3 separate regions of the Homo sapiens genome follow, and all the other regions are linked to region 1. A link is a loop called in an ENCODE intact Hi-C map of the cell type or tissue named here. Cell type or tissue: endothelial cell of umbilical vein. All regions are shown on one strand. Links, peaks and the distances in the headings refer to the core of each region. The heading gives the core; the rest is flanking DNA.

Region 1 (7,713 bases), core at 3,399-5,898:
GGCCCAGAGCAGCTGTTTGTGTGTGATATGGTCAGAGCTTGAACATGCAGACTGGGATATCCATATGCAAGTATGCAAGATCCCACAAGACATGGGGGTGGAGCTGAAGGTGGCAAGAGAAGGGGGTGTGAAAAGTAGGAGTGAGAGCTGGGGGCTGGAGGACAGATTTACTTACACTTTTTTACTTATTCCTTCTGACATGGTTCTCTGAGAAGACCAAGAGTTCTAAATTTGAACGTGACTTTCCAGATCAACAACGTATATTCACAAGATTAGGAAATAGAAAATGTTTGATGTTATTGTTTGTTAATATGATTTACACCTTCTAAATATTTAGACACATGTTGTGTGGGTCTTCACATATTGCTTCAGGCCCCACAAATATTAAGAGCAGGCTTGGTGGTTCTAGAGGAACTCTTGAATTAGAGCAGTATTTTCTATAGTTGCTCATGGAGAATGGGGAACATTTTGCAATACTAAACAATTCATATTACTCTTATATTTGTATCTACATAGGTCTAGACATAATATGTGAAGTATGATACCAATTTTAGTATCAGCAATAGGTGAATATTAAAATTAAAATTGCAAATAGTTGTGTTTTGTAAATATCATAAAGGCTTTTTAAAAACTCAACAAAAATTTTAGCTAGTTGAAATAATTTTGATTTAAATTCTTATTAGATATTTATTATAATTTGTATTTTACTTTTAATTTTAATTATTTTAAATATTTCAGATGAAAAATATATTTTAGGAGCACATATAATTTTATTTTCCTTACTGCGATTTTGTATTTTTTGACAAAAATACATTACATTTTGTACACATTGATTATAATTACACTTTCTGTTTTATTCCTATAGAAAAAGAAAAAAAATGGCATTATGATACAAACAGAAAATGTAACAGTGGAGTGCAGAAAATACAAAAAAAAGGAAAAAATAAATAGAAAATCTTCAAAGAGGCAATCTGTTTAAATCTTCAAGAACTGGAAACAGTAAAAGTGAACAGGTTTTTATTGAGCATGTCAATAAAATGTTTGCATAAGACTTTACAAGTGCTTTATTTCATGAGGTTTTTATTATTGATCAAAGCAACGAAAATGAACGGGAAATTCATTCTCATCAAATCTACAACTTGGGAGGAGGTCCGATGAAATCCCTGGAAGCTCACATTTTTTATAAATGAAGAGTTAATTACCGGTGGGAACAATGAGAACCTCTGTGGTTCTTCCTGATGCTTGGATCCTCCCAGACCTCTGTTTCCAGTCTCCTTCTCCACAACCTGGCCTATGCGATGCAAGTGGTCTAACTGATCTCCGCCTAGGGAAGGATCCTTCGGCAACTTGCCGACAAGAGAAGCAGCGATGCCCGAGGCAGGTCCAAAGGAGCACTGACTGCGTGGGATTGATTACACTGGAGGAACAAAAGGTCCTGTGGCTACACAAGTTTGAAAAGCAGAAGGTACAATCATTGTATTTCTGGCAGACTTTTCAAAGACTTTAATATATGAATCCCTCATATGAATCTCCTGGAGGATTATATAATAGGCAGATCTCCCAGCCATTTTCACTGAACAGTTCTTAGAATTGGTATCCTTGAAAAATTTCACCTAACCACTCAATATGGTAGCCACTAGTCCTGGGTGGCTATTGAGCACCTGAAATTTGCCTAGTCTGAATTAAGACACATTCTAAGAATAAAGCACACTGTATTTCAAAGGCAGTACAAAAATAAAAAAGAATGTAAGCTGTCTCAATAATAATTTTTGTATTGAATACGTGTTGAAATGATGTTATTTTTGATATATTGAGTGAAATAAATTGTATTGCTAAAATGAATTTTACTTGTTTTGTTTTACTTGTGCAATGAGGTTACTAGATAATATAAAATTCTGTCTGTGGTTTGCATTATTTTTCTAGGATGATAATGAGCTAGAGGACAGCATGTATGTAAGACCTTCAGGATTTAGAGTCTGGCTATCTCTCCAGCTCTCTGTCTAAATACTGTCTTGCTTTGGGTTCCCATCTCTCCAGATCGCTTAAAGAAACCCCTCCCTGTCCCTGCCAACAACCACCACAGCAGACAGCCTGACATCTCTATCTCTTGCTCATTTCAACTTATGGGATGACATCTGGCCAACACTTATTCAGCCTTCAGGTATTAAGCAACAATCACCCACACAGGAAGCCTATCTGGAAATCCAGGCACACCTATCCCCTGGCCTGATTAGGTGGCCTTTCTCCATGCATCTATCATTTCCTGTGTACACCTCTATCCTAAACTCACTATATGGTTTTATAAGCATCTGCTTATGTATCTCTCTTCTAATACATTGTGAGCATCTTGAGGGCAGAGATAGGTCTTACCTTTTTTTTTCTTCAACAGAGTCTTGCTCTGTCGCTCAGGCTGGAGTGCAGTGGTGCGATTCCAGCTCACTGCAACCTCCACTTCCCAGGTTCAAGTAATTCTTGGGCCTCAACCTCCCAAGTAGCTGGGATTACAGGCGTGCACCACCATGCCCAACTAATTTTTGTATTTTCAGTAGAAATGGGGTTTCACCATGTTGGCCAGGCTGGTCTCGAACTCCTGGCCTCAAGTCATCCACCTGCCTTGGCCTCCCAAAGTGCAGGGATTACGGGCGTGAACCACTGCCCACACAAGTTCTTACTTATTTTTATATCTCTAGCACTAATCACAGTGCCTGGTGTATTAGGCCCTCAATACATATTTAGTAAATGATTTAAGAATGAAGTAGACACGGTTCCCACCTTAAAAGAGCAAAGCTAGAAGAGGAGGCAGATATGTAAATAGATAGTTAAAATGTGTTGCTTTAAATAGTGTTAAAAAATGGTGTTATTTTGAGTTGTATGAAAACTCTGAGCAGAGAATCTAACAGGGCTGGCTCTGTGGGCATACGACCCATGCTGTGGCACAGACCCTGCACTTACAAGAGCCTAGTGCTTAGTTTAATACTCTGTGGTCACTATCTTGATATTCTTAATAATTTTTCAACACGCAGTTGCACATTTTCATTTTGCTCCAGGCCTTTCAAATTCTGTAGCTGATCCTGCACTAACCCATGTGGGACTAGGATGGGGTTGGAAAGTTGAGGAAGAGTGTCTGAAAGAACTAAATGAAGCTGGGCTGGGAAACGGGATGGGGAAACCCATCAAAGCAAAAGGAACTGTCTGCACAAAGGCTCAGAAGTTCAAGAGTACATGGCTGGCAGCACACCCAGGCTGCAGGACAGCAGACCGGAAGGAGCAGCAGTAGAGTGAATGCGCTGCTCCAGAGTGGACTTTACACTGAAGACCATGAAGAAGCTTTGTGTGGATTCAGGTGGAAGAGTCGTATGTTTAGATTTGCATTTTAGAAAACTTACTCTAGGGAGAGGGTTAGAATATTTTGGTGGTGTTGGTAAGGGAAAAGAGGTGTACAGATTAAAGAGCTGAAGCAGGATTACCAGGGAAGAGGCTACTGAGTAGACTAGATGAGGTGAAGCCAGCATGAGCTGAGAATGTGTTGTGGGACAGAAGAGAGACCTAGGCTGGGTGTGGTGGCTCATGCCTGTAATCTCAGTACTTTGGGTGGATGGCTTGAACTCAGGAGTTTGAGACCAGCTTGGGTAACATGGTGAGACCCTGTCTCTAATATATATATATGTATATACCAAAAAAAAAAAATAAATAAATAAAACGCCTGGCTGGGTGCAGTGGCACACACCTGTAATCCCATCTACTCAGGAGACTGAGGTGGGAGGATCAGCTAAGCCCAGGAGGTTGAGGCTGCAGTGAGCTCTGATTGCACCACTGCACTCTAGAGCTTGAGCAACAGAGTAAGAACTTCAAAAAGAAGAAAGAAAGAAGGAAAGAAAGAAAGAAAGAAAGAGAGAGAGAAAGAAAGAAAGAGAGAAAGAAAGAAAGAAAGAAAGAGGGAGAGGGAGGAAGGAAGGAAGGAAGGAAGGAAGGAAGGAAGGAAGGAAGGAAGGAAAGGAGACCTGAAAGAAGCAGAATCAATGGGATTTGACAGTCCATAGAATGTGGGAGCTAAGGTAGGAAGGCAGGTCAAGGATGCCTCCCAGATTCCAGTGAGTCAATGTTTTGTGTTTCTTCTCTATGTATAGATTGTTTTGTTTGTGTGCTTTCTCACCAATGAAGCGTGAACAAACTCCACACATCTACATGATTACTTTTTATTTCTGAGCTATTATGTCATCCAAACGTGGTCTTTGTGTTGTCTCTAGAAGTTGAATGTTTCTATTAATGGCAATGTGGCCGTGGTCTTTTAGAAAACAGGCTGGTTCTTGCTTTTTTGGCAGAGTTATTGGAAGGGCAATCGCAGCCCTCATCCTCTTGATGTAGGGTGAATGCCCAGTGGGTGCCCTCTGCTTCTCAGTTAACATCTCACAACAACATCCTGTCACTGAGATTGTTTTTTCCATATTTGGAGACAAGAAAACAATGACTCAGGTTAAGTAAAAGTTAATAGCAGAGTGCGGTGGCTCATGCCTGTAATCCAAGTACTTTGGGAGACCGAGGCAGGAGGATCGCCTGAAGCTTAGAGTTTGAGAGTAACCTGGGCAACATAGTGAAATCCTCATCTCTATAAGAAAAATTTTTTTAAAATTAGCCAGGTGTGGTGTCACATGCCTGTAGACCCAGCTACTGGGGAGGCTGAGGCAAGAGGATCGCTTGAGTTTAGGAATTTCAGCCTATAGTGAGCTATGCTCACTCCACTGCACTCCAGCCTAGGTGATAGAGTGAGGCCTTGGCTCTAAAAAAAAGAATAAACAAAGAATAAAAAGAGATAATAAGTAGAAAAGAAAAGATTCAAAGCCCTTTTTTCTGCTGTCATGTTCTACACTCTTTCTATCAAATAACACTTGCCTCAAGGGACTAACCAAAGAAAAATTGAACATACAGATGATCTTCACCTCAATATTCCTAAGCTTTCTTCCTTTGCCCATCATTTTTATGGTGGAGATGGCTGAAAAAGAATATAAACTGTAAATAATATGAGTAAGAGGGGAGAGAATCACAAGAGTAGAAGAGTTATAATATTCATTAAATGACTACAGAGGCAGGGAAAACCCGAGTGTGATGACATTAACATGGTCATGAAAAAGTCATAGAGAATCACAGTTACACAACACTATAGGTGAATGCACCTGCTTGATCTCTCTTGTCATATCACCTCCCCCATTCTCTTTTCTTCATAGCATTTATACTGTTTTATAGCATCCTCTGAGATTATCCTAATTATCCTGTGTTTATTAATATTTACTAATAATTATTTAGCTCCTGCATTCGAATTTTCAATTCCTTTGGGCAAGGATCATGGTGTTTTGTTCAATGCTGCATCCCCAGAGCCTAGAAAAACATTGGTGCATAGTAATTACTCAATAAATATTTGTTGAATGAATGAATGTCATCAAAAAGCAGCCAGAGGAAAATGACTTTTAAGCAACATGGTATAAACAAAAAAACTAGCTGAACTTGTTTTACTTATCAACATTGGTTATGAAAGGTTGTATATAACCAATACTTACAGGGTAATTTCTTTTCCTACAACTGATACAACTGATATTTCCTAAAAATATAAAAGGAAGTCTCAAAAATCCCTGAAAGATATGCAAGTAATCTCAGGGGGAAAAAAGTTACAAAGATTACTTCATTATAAGGCACTAAAAAGGAAACTTATAAAAGCCACGCTGTATTTTCCTGTTAGGGCAGTGTTAAATAAATTACTCAGCAAATTCTCAAGTTGTGTAAGAATAGTGCTTTGGCCCAAAATTTAGGAGCCAGTAAGTCAAACTGGAAATAAGACCATTTTTTTTTTAATGGACAATGAGCACTCACTCTCTGAAATTCTCATCTTTTATCTTACTGTAGTTTTTTTAAATACTTATGTCATTTTTACCAAATAGTAGAATTATTTTTATACATTGGAAACTGAAAAGCTGATCTTGTGCCTTTCTTATATAAATAACCTTTTTGAATAAAAAGATAAACATGAATGAATAAAGAAGTAGACTCCAAGTTTTAAACAGTCTACTTACAAAGAGTGTTTTAAAGCATCACCATTTTGTAAGTTGGGAACTGTCTGTATTTTTTATTTTATTTTATTTTATTTTATTTTATTTTATTTTATTTTTTTTGAGACAGAGTCTTGCTCTGTCATCCAGGCCGGCGTGCAATAGAGTCATCTTGGCTCACTGCAACATCCAACCCCTGGGTTCAAGTGATCCTTCTGCCTCAGCCTCCCAAGTAGCTGGGGTTACAGGTGTGTGCCACCACGCCTGGCTAATTTTTGTATTTTTAGTAGAGACAGAATTTCACCATGTTGGCTAGAATGTTCTTGAACTCCTAACCTCAAGTGATCCACCCGCCTCGGCCTCCCAAAGTGCTGGGATTACAGGCGTGAGCCACCGCTCCTGGCTAGTATTTATACGTAGTAAACAATATCTTATAGGCCTTTCATCACAGACCAACTTTTCTTAAACTCATCAGTATTTAAAACGTCTGCTTCTTAGGAATTCCTTCTTGTATGAAACTATGTCTTCTAAACATTCTTTTGGCAATTCTTTAAACAAATAATAACTGATACCTACGACAATTGCCAAATTCTTCTTGTTTCTAAATTCTCCTTTGCAGTTTAATAAAAACAGTCATATTCTCTCCTGCAAAGTTCCTGTATCTCTTCTCCCTTTCCTTTTGGGGATCATAAACCATAAGTAGCCATCTTTCATAGCTTTTACTTACACATTTTCCCTACACTTTCACTTGTGTTTTACAGTCAGAAAAGAAGAGCAACGGTTAACGCAGACACAAGAGTGTGCAAGCCAGCCCCAGTCCTTCCTCACCTCCCACCCAACAGCATCAGCCTTGCCCTGTCTTCCCCAGACATGGCCACAAATCTATCTAATCACTTATTCTCAGTTTCCTCTTCCTGAACCCTCCCAACACCAAAAGTGGCAGCTCTGACAGAAAAATACCAAACCCACTTCCATCTGAGTTCCCTAGGTTTGGTGTAGTCAAAACAACTGCTTCGCCAGTTGACTCATCTCACAGGTCACTCACCAACTCATGGTCGTCATCATTATCTATAGACCATGGAACATTCTATCCATCTGGTTAGAAAAGTGACTAATAGTGTTGGGATTTTTTTCGCCACAAAAACAAGCATTCCGTCTCTTTCATTTTGGTGTGGAATGTGAGGCCTCCATTGCTGAGTACTTTCACCACTGTGATTGAGGAAATTTTCATTTGGTAAGAAATTGAGCTCATGATGAAGACGTGTTTACTAATAGCTGTCTGTACTTCTGTTTTATTTTTACCGTACTTGGGAATTGTATTGCCTCTAGGTTTATCTATCTTGAATTCTAAGCATAACTGGGAAATGAGTTAAAAATTCCATATAAAGATTTGGCTTTTCTTTGACCAATAATGCAGTGGAATGCAGAAGTGGGAGGTACAGGTAGAAAGAGAGAGAGGAAATGCATTTTCCCTGGTGCAGAGTAACCTTCTGGTTCTGTTAAAGTTAAAAAAAAATTACTAGCTATTCTGTGTTAAAAGTAGCCTTAAATTTTTTAAATTACTATGATATTGAGGCTGAGCACAGTGGCTCATGCCTGTAATCCCAGCACTTTGGGAGGCCAAGGCAGGCGGATCACCTGAGGTCAGGAGTTCGATACCAGCCTGGCCAACGTG
Region 2 (7,713 bases), core at 1,812-4,311, 92 kb before region 1:
AAACTAAAGTAAAAACAAGATTTTTGTAATAAAAACCGGCTGTATAGCAAACAGGATGAAATGTATCATTCTATTCCAGTTCTCTAGTTGGGCTTGAAATAATATTGTAATAAATTCATTAAAAGTACTAGTAGGAGGAAAATTTTTTACCATGATTTTGTGGTACAGTGGCTCCTGGCCACTGTAAATTTGCAAGTTTAAGCAAGGATCATTCAATAATTTTAAAATACTTTCCTCCCCCAGCTTTTTTTTGCAGCAGTAAGAGCATACCTCTGAGGCACTGTGAAGAATCTGATAGTCGAACTGAATGAAGCCAAGTCCAGTCTTTACGGAAAAATTTACACAACACTTCCAGGTGGGCAGATTCAAAGACAGGATGAATCATGGTTCAGTGCAGTGGTTCCTGGCTGTAATCCTAGCACTTTGGGAGGCCGAGGCAGGGGGACTGCTTAAGACCAGGAATTCAAGACAAATCTGGGGAACATAGTGAGACCCCGTCTCTACAAAAAATTTTAAAAAATTAGCCAGGTGTGGTGGCCCGTTCCTGTGGTCCCAGCTACTCAAGAGGCTGAGGCGGGAGGGTCACTTGAGCCCAGGAGTTTGAGGTTACAGCAAGCTATGATCGCACATCACTGCACACTAGCCTGGGTGACAGAGCGAGACCCTGTGACCCCCTTCCTCCCTGAAAAAAAAAAAAAAAATAGGATGAATCAGTGTCAAAATTATGAAGAAAAATATTCTGGGTTCTTAATTCTCAAGGTCTGCATGACCAAAATGGTAAGAGCTCAGAGGGTACAAATTCAAAATGTATTCATTGCTAGAATTGATCTTTAGTGACTGCATTTGAAAAATCTGAAACCACTTGAAAAACAATTGTATATGTGCATATACGTACATGCGTGCGTATGTGTGTGTGTGACCTGAAAAATTTCATTATGAGGTCCTTTATATGGCTACTGTAGCAAGTCCTTCAGTTTATACCAAATGTCTCCTCATAAATCAGTAAACCTCTTCATTTGTTCCTTGATAATGTAAGAGCAATTTCTTTAGAAGGCATATACTGTCCTATAACTGCAGCTTTCTCTTTGTCTCATCTGTACACAATACATAGAATTAAGCACAAAGAAGCAAATGGATGTACCAAAAACAAAGAGCAAACTTTGCAGGGAGTTACGTGCAGGGTCTGAGAGCATTTCCTGTCTCATAGATAGGAAGCATTTGCATCACGGCTTGTCATCTGCGCTGTCGGGCCCAGTGTCTCCTAACTTCCTGAAATAAAACCAGACTAAGCAAAACAATAAAAGTGACAATTTCTCTGTGTTTTGGAATTCCAAACTCCTATTACTGGAACATTAAATCTTTCAACCCTACTGGCTAATGTGCCTTCCAAAATTAACAGTGTTTTTGTAATGGTTTGTTTTTAAAATATAATGCTGCAATATACATTCCATATATTATAACAACTTCTTATTATTATTATTTTGAGATGGAGTTTCACTCTTGTTGCCCAGGTTGGAGTGCAATGGCGTGATCTTGGCTCACTGCAACCTCCACCTCCCAGGTTCAAGTAATTCTCCTGCCTCAGCCTCCTGAGTAACTGAGATCACAGGTGCCCACCACAATGCCCGGCTAATTTTCTATGTTTTTATTAGAGACAGGGTTTCACCATGTTGGCCAGGCTTGTCTCGAACTCCTGACCTGAGGTGATCCGCCCACCTTGACCTCCCAAAGTGCTGGGATTACAGGCATGAGCCACCGCACCCAGCCTATAACACTTATTTTAAACATTATTCCCAAATTCTGCTAATCTTTGTGTCAAGAGAAAAATACTGGCTTATTAAAATTTACTTTTCCTTTTACTCTTCTAAATGGCTTGAACAAAACTCATTCTCCCTTGAATGTTAATTGGGTTTCAGGTGTGGGCAGATGACAGAGAAATACATAATATAAAAACAATCCTTAGTTTTGTCTGTAAATTTATCTTTCTTGCCCTTCAAGTGTACTTGATGGTCCAGTGGTTTCCAACTGTGATACAAAATTTTCATTTGCCTTTATAAGAAATCATCTCGTATAAAGAAGTGGTCATATTTTATCAGCATCATCACCAACAAACACATCACCATCACCACTTTTTAATTTGTAGAAAATCCGGTCTTATCTGCCAAGTTGGCAAGATATCAAAAGAGCGTGTTTTAAGGTGGTTCAGTTCTGGATGAGTTTGGGAAGTTCATGGTCGAGTCTGGGGAGAACTTCTATGTCATAAACCTCCACATCACATAGGTTAACAGAGTAATAGAATTGTGTAGGTACAGAGACCTGATGAAACCTACTGACACCTCTGCTTTTCAAACCAAGAGAGTGCCCCTTCTAGGGTGCCCTTGGGAATGTGCAGCCATGAATTAGGTGTGCCTGGAGTAAAGGAACACACAAGACTGCGAGATGGGATGAGGTGAGTGTGAGTGAGTGCATGGAGAGAGGTTTAGGTAGGACATAATATCTATGTTTTAAATATCAAAACAAACTCAGATGATGGAAACGAATATAAATTTTTCATAAAATTTTAGGGAACAACTAACTTATTTTCTGTTTAGAGCAAGCATTCAGACCTGTAGAGAGTACAAATTCATTCAGCCCAGAAGAAACGCTTAAGGAGAGTGATCTGATCCCATGCTTTCATTATGCTGCAAGGAAATAGAAGTGATTTACCAGCCCACTAGAATCCTGGTTTTCTGACTGCCAGGCCTCAGCTCCAATTCATAGCTCTTTAAGAAAAGAGGAAATGCAGAATTAACTTCTATTAAATTTCATCCATGGGCCAGACAGGATGACGACTGCCAGGCATTGTCATCGTCACAAGCGGTGGTTACGAGCTCAGGCTCCCAGGCACACTTCTTCAGTGGGAAATTGGTTCCACCTCTTACCTGTGTGACTTTAGGCAGGTCATTTTTAAGTCAACTGATTCCTAGTTTCTTCACTATAAAATGAGGATCATAAATGAAACTTCTTTACTGACAAGAATTAGATGAGACAATCTTTGCAAAATACTTAATGGTGCTTGGCGTGCAAATGTTAGTTCAGTGAAGACTGAATAGAAAAAAAGAGAAAAAAAATCCTTTGTCTGTGGGAGGGGTGAGGAAGAGGCAGTGGGGGTCGATTTTATGGCTGTTTTACAGATGAGAAAAATTGGGATTGAGTAAAATTCACTCATTTGCCAGCAAGTTGCAAAACCAGTATGTGAAGTTGTGTCTGTTTGAACCCCCACTTCAGATTGTGTCTGCGACACCGCAACGCCTTCCTGTTAAGAGAGCCGAGAGCTGGAAACTATGCTGAGGCCATCCCCTTTGGGAGCTGGCTGCCGCACTCACTGCACTCATGCTGAGTTCTGAAAGCCCTCTGGCAGCTCCCCAGCAATTCCAGCAATCTGCAAAGTTCTGAACTGGGTGCTGCCCAGGTGGCAGAAGTCAGTGAGCATATCCAGGTGACAGTGCAAATATGATTGTAGGTAGGAGTCCGGAATGTGACCTTGACTTCTTTTAGCCATTTCCCAGTCCGTTCTCAAGGGCAGATGCTGCGTCCTCTCTCAATGCAGGGCTGACTCACTCCATGCCCAACACTGTAAGAGCTTGCTCTCTGTCTCAGCTCTGCCAATAACGTGACCTTAGGCAGCTCACTTTACTTCTTCAAGGCAGGCTTAGGATAGATCCTCAAGCCACACCCCTGGCCAACAACTCGGATTCTACAGAGTGAGACACTGAAATATTTATATTTCTTTATGGTAACCTTTTCATTGAAGTAAACCTTACATCAGGAAAAAATGTGCAAGCCCTGTAAATATACAGATTAATTTTCACAAAGTGAACACAGTCTCACATTAAATAATAAAGCAATCCAGCCCAGAAGACACCCTCTGGGCCCCCTACTAGGCACCACTCTACCAAGATAACCACTCTATTTTGACTTTTAACATCATAGCTTACGTTTGCCAATTCTGAAATTTTAGATAAATGGAATCACACAGCATGTATTCTTTTGTACGTGGCTTCTCTCACTCAGTAGTGTGCTTGTGAAATTCATCCATGTTATTGCAGGTAGTTCTAGTTTGTTTTCATTGCTATATAGTAAGGGATCAATCTCCGGTTTTATAAATAAAGTTTTATTGAAACACTGCCAGGCTAATTTGTCTCAGTATTATCTACAGCTGCTTTCACACTACAGTGGTAGAGTTTAGCTGCCACAGAGATTACATGGCTGGCAAAGTTAGAAATATTTACTATCTGGCCCTTTACAGAACAAAGTTTGCTGAACCCCACTGTATGGTATCCAATCATATGAGCCCACTCTTTCTTTCTTTTTTCTATTCTTTATTCATTGATGGACATTCGGGTTTTTTACAGTTTTGAGTTATTACAAATAGTGCTGCTGTGAACATTCTCGTAGTGTCTTTTGGTGACATTTCTGTTGGATTTATGGAATGTGTATTTTTTAAAATCTTGGACTGATGCTTATGCCAGGTTTGGGAACTCCTGCTTTACAGACGTAATCTAACCCAAAATGTTTAAATTGTCTTGCTCCAAGTCATGCAGAAAATAATTGGCAGACCTGGGATTGATAACCAAGCCCTGTTCTTGGAACAATTCTATGTTTCCACTGCTCTTCCCATAGTTATTATCTTTAGAAGAACATTGTTAGAAAGCTCTTTACTTATCCAAGTTCTTTCACAAATATGACTCTTTTCTACGGTATTTGGCTGTACATTTTCAAGAACAGAAAACTCACTGCCTTATGATAATTTTAGAGAGAAGAGATTATGTAATCACTTAACCCAGTCTTCTCACATTATAAATTAGTAAATTGATGTTTGGAGATACTAATAATTCACTCAAAATAGGCATTTTGAGCCTTGACTTTTATCCTGTACTACAAAATGATTTTGAACCTGCATTTTTTGTCTTTGCAATTTGTACTACTTCAGTCAATTAACTTAATTAACTAGTATCTATTTAACTATTTAAACATTATGAAAGTGCCTGAAGTAAAACCAATAGTCTCTCTTTCACCTTCCAACTGTATAGCCTCTTTCTCCTAGGCGACTACTGTTAACAATGTTTTTCAATCATCCATATATAAACATATGAAAATGCATTTAACTGCTATGAGTCCAAACTTTGATAAGGAAAAAATAAAATTTAATTCTTCTTTAACTCAAATTAATATCTAGTTGGAGGCTCCATGTCATTAGTTAAGTGAAGACTCAATCTTAGTTAATTTGGAATACCCTCCCTTTCCCTGTAGCTGTACCTCATTTCAGAGGGGTTAACGTAATGCCAAGAATTTGGTGTGTGTTGGGGGCTGGGGGTTCAGCATGGGAAGCATGTAGACCTTGGTAGCCATAGTGATATTGAGACATGTTCCCTCCTATCTGGGCCTTGGCCACTGGTCCCCACAAATGTCATGGCCCATGCTGCCAGATGCTGTGAGGTCTGGTGGTTTATGTGCCATGCTTGGGCCATGGCAATCTCTGCCAGGCTCACCATATGGCCTGGCTCACCACAGCCATTCCTCTGTGGCAGCTTCCCTGGCCTCCACCTGGAAATGGAGGTCCAGCTCTCTGGTTTTATTTATTTTTATTTTTATTTTTTTGAGACAGTCTCTTTCTGTCACCTAGATTGTTTGTCATCCTCTATTCTTGATATTACAACACAAATGCAGTGGCACAATCTCAGCTCACTGAAAGTTCTGCCTCCAAGGTTCAAGTGATTTTCATGCCTCAGCCTCCCAGGTAGCTGGGACCACAGGCGTGCACCACCATGCCTGGCTAGTCTGTGCATTTTTAGTAGAGAAGGGGCTTCATCATGTTGGCAGGCTGGTCTCAAACTTCTGACTTCAGGTGATCCGCCTGCCTCAGCCTCCCAAAGTGCTGGGATTGCAGGCATGATCCACCGCATCCAGCGAACATATTTTTTCTTAACACCCCCTCACTCCTACTCACACACACAGGTTTTGGGTTACTATAAATAACACCATAAATGTCTTCTCAAACATCTTTTCTTATGTTTATTGCACCTTTACATTTCCTCTGCTGCGAATTGCCTCTTCCCGTTTGTCGTTTTCTAATTAATGTGTAAGAGCTCTTTGTGTATTAGAAATATTAAGCCATTGTCCTATATGTGTTGTAAATATTTTCTCTTAGAAGCTCATTTGTTCTCTGCTTTATACTACACAGAAATTATACATTTTTATTGAACTGACTCTGCCTTTATTTCCTTTATAAGCTACACAGTACTCTATACTATGAATAGTTTCTTTAAAATGTATTCAGTTATTTACCTAACTAAGCTCCCTATCTTGCTATAGAAAGCTTTTCTCATTCCACAGCTATAAAATGTTTTCTAAATTTTTTAAAAATATATTCTATAGTTTTCCTTATTTCATATTTGGCTCCTTAATATTCAGGAATTTATTTTGGGCTATGTTACAAGATGGGAGTTGAAGGCTATTTTCTTGCATATACATAGTCAATTATCCAACCCCATTATTATATGTATTTTGTATTATATGCAAAATGAATATTATACACCTTTTCCCAAATGATTTCTGCTCTCAGATATAGTCAGACCTACTTCTGGATTCTATTGTTTTCCATTGATCTATCTGTTTTTCTATCAGTACCATTCTGCTTTGATTGCAGTAGCTTTATAGTAAGTTTTGATATCTGTTAAGGGAATTACACCTCCTTTTCCATTTCTGAAACAGGACTATAAAGCTCACGAGACACCTTTCTTCTCTAGATATTTCTAATTTTCCACTAGGCCAGGGTGCTGCCTTCTTATAAGCTGATTTTCTTATGAATTAAGAAGCATTACAATTTTTTAAGTAAATGAAGCTTTTCATGTCTGAGAAGTTATACAAGCTGACATCCTTCAAATTTTGTCAAATAATATTATTAATGAGTTGGCCATAATTTTGGATTCGAATTAGCATTTTCTTCAACTTTAGTCATTGTCTGAACAATAGGAAAATCAGAAAATTAAGGGAGAAAGCACAGTAAATTTTATGATTAATGAAGATCACTATTTTGCTTGAATAGAAATAATTTGGTTTAACAATAATTTAATGCAATTTTGTAATCTTAATGCTCAAGTAGCTGGTCTTCTAGTGCTGTGTTTTTCTTTGGTGGGGGTCCCCTGTCCCCCATCTTTATTTCTAATTTGCATCTAGCTTTAATTTTTAAGGGTTATAAAGGTTTAGACAGCATCGTATTTTTTTATTCCAAGCTTCATTATGGATGTGAAAAGAGCTGAAGTTTATTATTTGTTTAATGCCAAGATACTAACTAATTTTCCACTAAACTCCATGGACAATTTGGTTCTTATGCTTTTTGACTAATTTATCTTTGTTTGTAAATGCAGCTATGTAGAAAGACTTCTCTGGATAAAATATTAATCAATCTAAATAGAACCATTCGGCATATAGTATATTACTCAATTTATAATCTGGAATTAGCACCACAATGATTCATGCACTGTAATATCCACTACTGTACTCCCTCCTACACACTGAAAAGCTTTATATTTTGGGAAGAATTTGCCTTAATAACCACCACAGTGGGATTTTGCCCTCATTTCCTGTGTATTTATTCTGGGTGGTGTTTGCAAGATGATGAGGATCTATTTTGGTGGGGTTCTTTTCCTCGAGGAGGAAGTAAGAGCACTG
Region 3 (7,713 bases), core at 1,812-4,311, 290 kb before region 1:
TTAACTCAGTCCCAGAGCATGGGTGGCGGGAACCCATACGTTAGAAAATACATGGTAGAGTCAGTGGTGCTGGAATGTATTCAAAGGCATAAGATGATTTAGAGATCACAAAGTCTGGATCAAACCCAGATGCTATGACCCTGTGTCTCATGACCCAGCATTTCTCCAGCTAAAGAATTTCAAAATGTGAAGGAGAATAGCTCCTGAATATAGATTTTTTTTTTAAAGGTAAGGCACTGTTCTATTTATTTAGTGCACTTTGCTGAAACTGTTTTCTATCAGTATTAGAAAAGCATACAGTATAACTCGAAGATTTTTTAAAATAACAAAAAGTTCAGCTTGTTGTATGGCTGTGTGCTAATTCCTGATGTAGTGGGACTCTTTTTTCTCCACAGGAACTGTATTCTGTGAAGCAAATCTTTCCATAATCTCTAATACTGCCCCACAAGTCCTGAGTGAATTACATACTTTCATTATAGCCCTCCCTCCTCCACATTCTCCCGACCCTGGAAAAATAGCCTACTTTTCTATGAGGGAAAGAAAAAGAGGCCGTTAAAGAGGCCGTTACTTTGTGTCTGAAAAGAGTGAAGGAATTACTGAGCTACTTACAAGCTCTACACATGTGGAATCAATATAATTTTCCATCAGATGGTTCAAAAATGTATTCAAATTATGTGGTTTTGCAATGCTAAACTTTGGAATTTAGTTGTTAATAGGAAAGTTTTTAGGATAGTTTGCCTACCGAGTGCCATTATTGAATTTGAATAGCAAATTGTTTATAATCATACACAAACAATCTTTATTTAGGTTTTACCCATGTTTCCTGAAGGGCAGGGCAAGTTCTGAGTATATTATTCCTCTCTGTCTACTGGGAAGGTCAGGATTACAGACAATTAGAAGAAAGTCAGGGCATGAACAGATCTCTCTATGTATTCCATTAGTCTCCTGTTTTGATATTTATCCATGAATTTGAAGTCACATTTACTTAGCTACCATCTGATTTCCATGCAAGGTTTTTCGTAAAGAATATGACAGTGCTTAAAAATATGTGAATTTTTAAATAAGACTTTTGAAGCAATAATATAAAGGTAGATCAATGATTAATGTGGAATTAGATATCTACAAGAACTCCTGAGATGCAGCACCTCAAAATATAGTTGAACTGGGTTAAAATATGTAAATTCCTTAAAGTCAATGAAATGTAAAGTTACATTTCAGTTATGTGCCAAGCAAGGTCCATATAACTGGCCTAGTATAAACTTTTCACATGTGTTTATAATAATGAGGCTGACAGTGGAAGAGATGAACGTGGAATTACTATTAGAATAACAATTTACATTTCTGTAAAATGCCCTCATATAGGTAATCTCTTGATTTTCATTAGTTAGGTATTATTATTCCCATTTTATAGATTAGAAAACTTAGGCATATAGAGCATAAAAGATACAGTGCATGGAAGATAGCATCATCTAATGGAAACCGGGTGAGAGGACGGACTTTGGGATCAGACAGATTAAAAATCCCAGTCCCACCCCTCAATGCCTATATGATCTATGGAAATATTATTTGGCCTTCTTAAGCTTCATTTTCATTATCTGTGAAATTGGGATAATTCTGTTGACTTAACAGAGTTGCTGTGAGGGTCAAAGGCAATAAAGGTATGTAAAAAGCTTAGTTTAGATTTTTCTTGAAGATATGGGGCTCGATGCTGGGAGACTCCAAACACAGTGCTTCATGAATATTTGGTTGAGATCTCTGTTTTGCCATTTGCAATGTCAGGACATGCATTTTTGGGCCCTCTTGCCGAAGCCATAGAGAGCCCCTGTTAAGACAGGAGCAAAGTGACCTCTGCCCCAGATAAAAATTATTACCTTCCTGATGTATTATTACCCTCACCTGGATTAGGCCATCGTTATTCCCAAATAGTAACAATCTGCAAATGCATTTGTACAATAAGAATTGCATGGTCCTGGTACATCTATTTTACACACATTCCTTTTAGGGATTTTGTGGACACATATGTTCACCAGCTTTAAGAAATTGCTCTATCCACATAAAGAAGGATCACCCACAGCATGTGTTTACTGGTCTCCTCAATGTGTGAAGTTAGGGCTATTTGTTTGTAACATGCTCATATTAACTCTCTTTAATGTCTGCAAGTGAGGAAGATGACTGATGTTTGTTCACGCCTAAAATAGAGAAGTGGAGGAGTGGGAAGGAAAATTATTTGTGCAACATTACACAGAAAGTCCGTGATGAAGCAGGAATGAGAGCCTGAGTTGCTGACCTCTTAATTCCTTTCCTGTCTCCCACAGACAATGATGCTTCTGCAACTCCTGGGCAGGCAATTGCACCTTCATTCTTTTGTACACTTACAAGTGTATTTTCCAGGGAACCCACTGCAAGGGCCTCCACCCACTTACATACAACTTATATTTAGCTCTGATGACAGGGGTTTGCTTGACCTGACCAAAATCAAAGGAGAAGTGAGCCTACTGGGGCCTAGACAGGGCAGGAAGAAGCTCAAAGAACTGGCTCTATAAGAACTACAGAAAAATCTCTGACCTTGAGGTCCCACATCTCTGACCTTGAGGTCCTCAGAGAGAAGCAGCTATAACCCTGATGATGACAGAGATGAATTAAAATAAAAATGCTTCCAAATATCTGTTGCCAGGAAGCAGATGACATGCTAAATTACTCTGCAGATTGACTACTTAATTCAGCGATTTCCTGAGTCAGGAGTTGCCAGAAGAGCCATTTTGTCCTTTCTGGCAAAAAAGCCGCTGGGATTGCTGTCTCCAGTCCTCTTTCCTCTGCTTCCTGCTGTAGGAAGGCCTGTTTCCGCAGAGAGATGCCTGATTAGACAGCACTGTTTTAGTAGGCAGAGGACTAGGTAACAAGTTAGGTCTTTCATTTGACATTGATTGTGGGCAGTGTGGAAGTCATGCACATCATAAAAATACAAGTCCTTTTAGAAAATGTAAACTAGTGAATGAAAAGCAAATTAGACAAAGCAAATGTCTGAAAAGTAATATTGCAACATTTTCATCTATTTGATTTCAAATGTTTTGAAATGCCTGGTTTATTTTTGCACAAAGAGTCCTGCTTCAGTCCCAGTGCAGTTTTTTGGAACTGAATTTTGAGTGATGAGATTAGTATTTGCCAGGCGAATATGATGCAGCTAAGCAGTCTGATGTCAGTGAGTGGTGACTTTCAGAAGGCATAGCAGTTGGCTAGGGCCAACTCAGTTGACCCTGAGCCAGAATGGGCATTTTATAGAAACTGGTGGATAAGCTGTATCTCAGCTCCTAACTACTTTGCTGTACTGCGGAGTAGTGCCTCCACCTTATCTCTAAATTGCTGAATAAGATGCATATAATCCAGCAAGGCTAAACAAATAAAAAGCTCAGAACATCCAGGCAAAAGGAAACAAGAGTAGGAGGCAAAATGGAACCACAAATGAATGGGTTCACAAAACATGGAGTGAAGATTTATTTCTTCTGGTACTTGTTTAGCATCAATGTTGTGTGACCTTGGGTTAGTGTGTGTGTGCCCTGACCACTCAGGCTGTAAGCATCTCAAGAGCAAGGCTTCTGGCATTGGCTTCTTTCAAGTTCGTGTCTTGTTCAGAGCTTTACTTGTAGCCTGTGCCGCTTATATGTTTGCTAGTATTGACTGGTGATGGTTGAGTTTCTTCTCTTCCACAGGGTTCTACCTTGGAACTCCCAATATTGCAGCATCAATAAACGTATCAGCAATTATTTCCGGAGCTGTTGTTTTGGATTACAGAGCATCTCAGGTTATTTGCATTTAAGCAAATTTGGAGTGATTTTGTTGAATAATTTCTATTTTTAGATTTTTCACTCCAACAGCTGGGTGTTGGCTAGAAAGTCACATGTTACTAAAAGTGTTTGTGTAGAAGAAAAACGTCTATTGGCCACGAGGTGTTGTAGAAGAAATTCCTTCCCTGGAGGAGAGAATGGCTAGTTGACTAGATGTTCCTTTTAAACTACTCCATCATATTTTACCCTTGGCAATGAATTTGCAATGGAAGCTCTAAAACCTATTCTTATATTTGGGATTTCTTTAATTCCAAAGAAAAGAATATAAATAAATACTTCATAGGTGGCTTTAAAGTTTCTGCTCTGCCCGGGCGCAGTGGCTCACGCCTGTAATCTCAGCACTTTGGGAGGCTGAGATGGGCGGATCACCTGAGGTCAGGAGTTCGAGACCAACCCGGCCAACATGGCGAAACCCTGTCTCTACTAAAAATACAAAAATTAGCTGGGCGTGCTGATAGGCGCCTGTAATCCCAGCTACTCGGGAGGCTGAGGCAGGAGAATTGCTTGAATCCAGGAGGAGGAAGTTGCAGAGAGCAGAGATTGCGCCACTGCACTCCAGCCTGGGTGACAGAGCGAGATTCTGTCTCAAAAAAGAAACAAACAAATAAATAAATTAATTAATTAAATAAAGTTTCTGCTGTGGACTTTTTTAGGGGATATTTTTCAGTAGGAGGATTATACAGGACTGACAGGCCACTGGCTGTATCATCAACTGATTTGGGGATTTGTTGTCAACTCTGCAAAAGAAGGTTAAAAAAAAAAAGAGAAAAAAATTGAAACTTTCTCTTTGGCTTTTTTCCTGATAGCTCTGGTGAAAAGTTTAAGAGGGAAGAAGCCATAGATACTAACTAAAATAAAGTTCTGGTAATATTTTTATCCAGGCATGCTGTGCTACTTTGTTAACATAGTTAAGAGATAATCCATTTTAGTATAAATCAATAATGAATAATTAATTCCATTGTATATCCAAATAAAGGAGGAAACATTTCTAAATAAAATGGATAGTTCGGCTTGCAAATATGACATGGATATAAATTTTATGGTATCTTAACCTGTATTTTGAATTTCTTTCTTATTTGTATCTGATATTCTCCAGAGGACTAATTTAAACTGAAGAACAGGTCTCATCTGGAAGAATAAATGGAAAAGCACCTTCTGAAAAAAGAAAGTAATGTAGGAGGAGAGGAAGAACTTTCTACATATGAAATTGTATTTTAAAGCTATTTTATTTATTTATTTATTTATTTATTTATTTATTATTATTTTGAGACAGAGTCTCGCTCTGTCGCCCAGGCTGGAGTGCAGTAGCACAATCTCAGCTCACTGCAACCTCCACCTCCCAGGTTCAATCAATTCTCCTGCCTCAGCCTCCCTAGTAGCTGGGATTACAGGCACCCACCACCACGCCCAGCTAAGTTTTGTATTTTTTTTAGTAGAGACAGGGTTTCACCATGTTGGCCAGGCTGGTAACTCCTGACCCCAGGTGATCCACTCTCCTCAGCCTCCCAAAGTGCTGGGATTACAAATGTGAGTCACCTAAATCAGTGTGGTGCTGACAGGAGTATAGACTGCTCAGTGAATCAAGATGTCCCAGAAATAGATCATAGTATAAAAGATTATATAGTATATATCAAGGTGATACCACAAATCACATTGGAAAGAGAATATCCAGTAAATGATGTCAGAAAAATTGGTTATTTATTTGAATAAAAACCTCACTAGATTTCCATTTAATACCATATACCAAAATAAATCAAGATGGGTAAAATAGTTATACACTAAAAAGAAATCATGAAGCAACTGACAGAAAAGATAGGTTCTTATTTATTTGATCTTGTTATGAAATAAGATTTGTAAGAAAAGAAACCCCAAAGGGAAGGTTGTTACATTTGACAATGTAAATTTAAGAAAATTCAGAAACTTTAGAAACTTTATATGTTTATTAAAAAATATGAATTGGGCCCCGCGCAGTGGCTCACGCCTGTAATCTCAGCACTTTGGGAGGCCGAGTCGGGCGGATCACCTGAGCTCAGGAGTTCGAGACCAGCCTGCTCAACATGGTGAAACCCGGTCTCTACTAAACATACAAAAAATTAGCCGGGTGTGGTGGCAGGCTCCTGTAATCCCAGCTACTTGAAAGGCTGAGGCAGGAGAATCGCTTGAACCCGGAAAGTGGAACTTGCAGTGAGCTGAGATCGTGCCACTGCACTCCAGCCTGGGTGACAAAAGTAAAACTCTGTCTCAAAAAAAAAAAAAAAACAAAAGAAAAATATGTGATTTTTTTTTTTTTTTTTTTTGAGACATAGTCTTGCTCTGTCACCCAGGCTGGAGTGCAATGATGTGATCTCGGCTCACTGCAACCTCTGCCTCCTGGGTTCAAGTGATTCTCATGCCTCAGCCTCCCGAGTAGCTGGGACTATAGGCGCATGCCACCACGCCAGGCTAATTTTTGTATTTTTCAGTAGAGACGGGGTTTCACCATGTTGGCCAGGCTGGTCTCAAACTCCTGACCTCAGGTGATCCACCCGCCTCAGCCTCCCAAAGTGCTGGGATTACAGGCGTGAGCCATGATGAACTGTGAGTCAATTAAGCCTCTTTCATTTAGAAATTACCCAGTCTTGGGCAGTTCTTTATAGCAGCATGAAAACAGACTAATACACAGGTTTCCATGATTGTGAACCATGAACACTCATATATATATATCTCCTGGTGAACACATGCAGACTTTCTCTTGAGTATATGCTTATACTAAAGAGAAATTGAGTATATGCTTATGCTCAATGAAATTGCTGGATCAAAGGGTTATGTGAGTGTTCAACTTCAGGAGCTAATGCTAAAATAGTCTAAATAGTTTTACCAATTTTTACTCCTACCAGCAACTTTGTGAAATGCCTTGTGGATATACATCTTTTCCAACATGAGATATTATCAGACTCTTCAATTGTTGCCAACCAAATGGGTACACAATAGTACTTCATTGTTGCATTAATTTATAATTCCTGATCACTGAGATTGAACGTGAATTCATGTGTTTATTGCCCATATATGATTCTTCTTCTGTGAAATGATTGTTCATGTTTTTTGTCTATTTTTCTATTGGTTTCTTTATTGACTTATTGAACTTTTATATATATATATATTTTTTTTTTGAACAAATCCTAGTTGGTTGTGTATCTTTCAAATGGCTTCTTTCAGTTTATAATTTGTCCATTCTATTTAAGGTGTCTGTTGACAAATTTCTTAATTGTAACGCCTTAATTTTAATGAGGTCGAATTTGTGCAGCTTGTTTTTTTGCTTTTAAAAGTTAACATGTTGTGTGTTTCATATGTTATTTCCTGCTCCAAAGTCTAAAAATCATTGACTGATAGTTCCTCCTAAGAGTTCTAAACATTGATTTTTGACATTGAGAGAGAGAGAGAGAAATGTTTTCTTTCACTTTAATGCAAACCAAGTTTAACACTCGTCCTTCAAGATCCAGTGGAAGTGAGAGCAGTGTGTGTTGAATCAGACAGAATGCAGGAGAAAAAGCAGCAGGGCCTGACAATATAAAGTACCCAGTAAGGGTGGTAATGTTACCCTGCGGTACACAGATGACAGGGCTCTGATTAGGAATAGAAGAAAGAAGTACATCCCAATTCAGTAACTTACCAATTTTCCAACCAGATTTGATCATGTACTCCTAGAAACTCCCAAAATAGCCAGGTGATACGTAAAGGGCCTGAGTCTTTTTGCCAGTTGGGGAAAATACCACTGATTGGACTATATTATCAACAAAGACCATTGGGAAAAAACTGAATTACATTAATTACAGAGATATGTCTGTTTCTCCAAGTTCAATCGTTGAAGCCCAGTTTTCCAGTATAAGGGGTT

Evidence for each region. A loop is a pair of places that touch in the nucleus more often than their neighbours do. Peaks named below come from ENCODE experiments on the same cell type or tissue, not always from the same donor. Only the 100,000 strongest peaks of a DNase experiment are listed, where the experiment ranks them.
Region 2: it touches region 1 in a loop (4-fold over the local background); 3 of 110 quality-filtered maps call a loop at or near these places.
Region 3: it touches region 1 in a loop (6-fold over the local background); 2 of 110 quality-filtered maps call a loop at or near these places.

Annotation. Positions count from the first base shown.
Region 1 is chr6:134,422,368-134,430,080 of GRCh38, reverse strand. CT69 (cancer/testis associated transcript 69) reads left to right here. Exons shown (of 5, transcript NR_125852.1): 5 at 866-1,051. Among named protein-coding and RNA genes, the nearest start is that of LINC01010, 11 kb to the left of the region's middle. In endothelial cell of umbilical vein, for the core only: no CTCF peak of the experiment used is centred there; a DNase peak (open chromatin) is centred at 4,380; H3K27ac peaks cover 2,495 bases.
Region 2 is chr6:134,513,151-134,520,863 of GRCh38, reverse strand. No RefSeq gene overlaps it. Among named protein-coding and RNA genes, the nearest start is that of LINC03002, 23 kb to the left of the region's middle. In endothelial cell of umbilical vein, for the core only: no CTCF peak of the experiment used is centred there; a DNase peak (open chromatin) is centred at 3,363; H3K27ac peaks cover 1,866 bases.
Region 3 is chr6:134,715,542-134,723,254 of GRCh38, reverse strand. All of the region lies in intron 3 of LOC101928277 (a long non-coding RNA gene), which reads left to right. Among named protein-coding and RNA genes, the nearest start is that of LINC03002, 180 kb to the right of the region's middle. In endothelial cell of umbilical vein, for the core only: no CTCF peak of the experiment used is centred there; a DNase peak (open chromatin) is centred at 2,804; H3K27ac peaks cover 1,814 bases.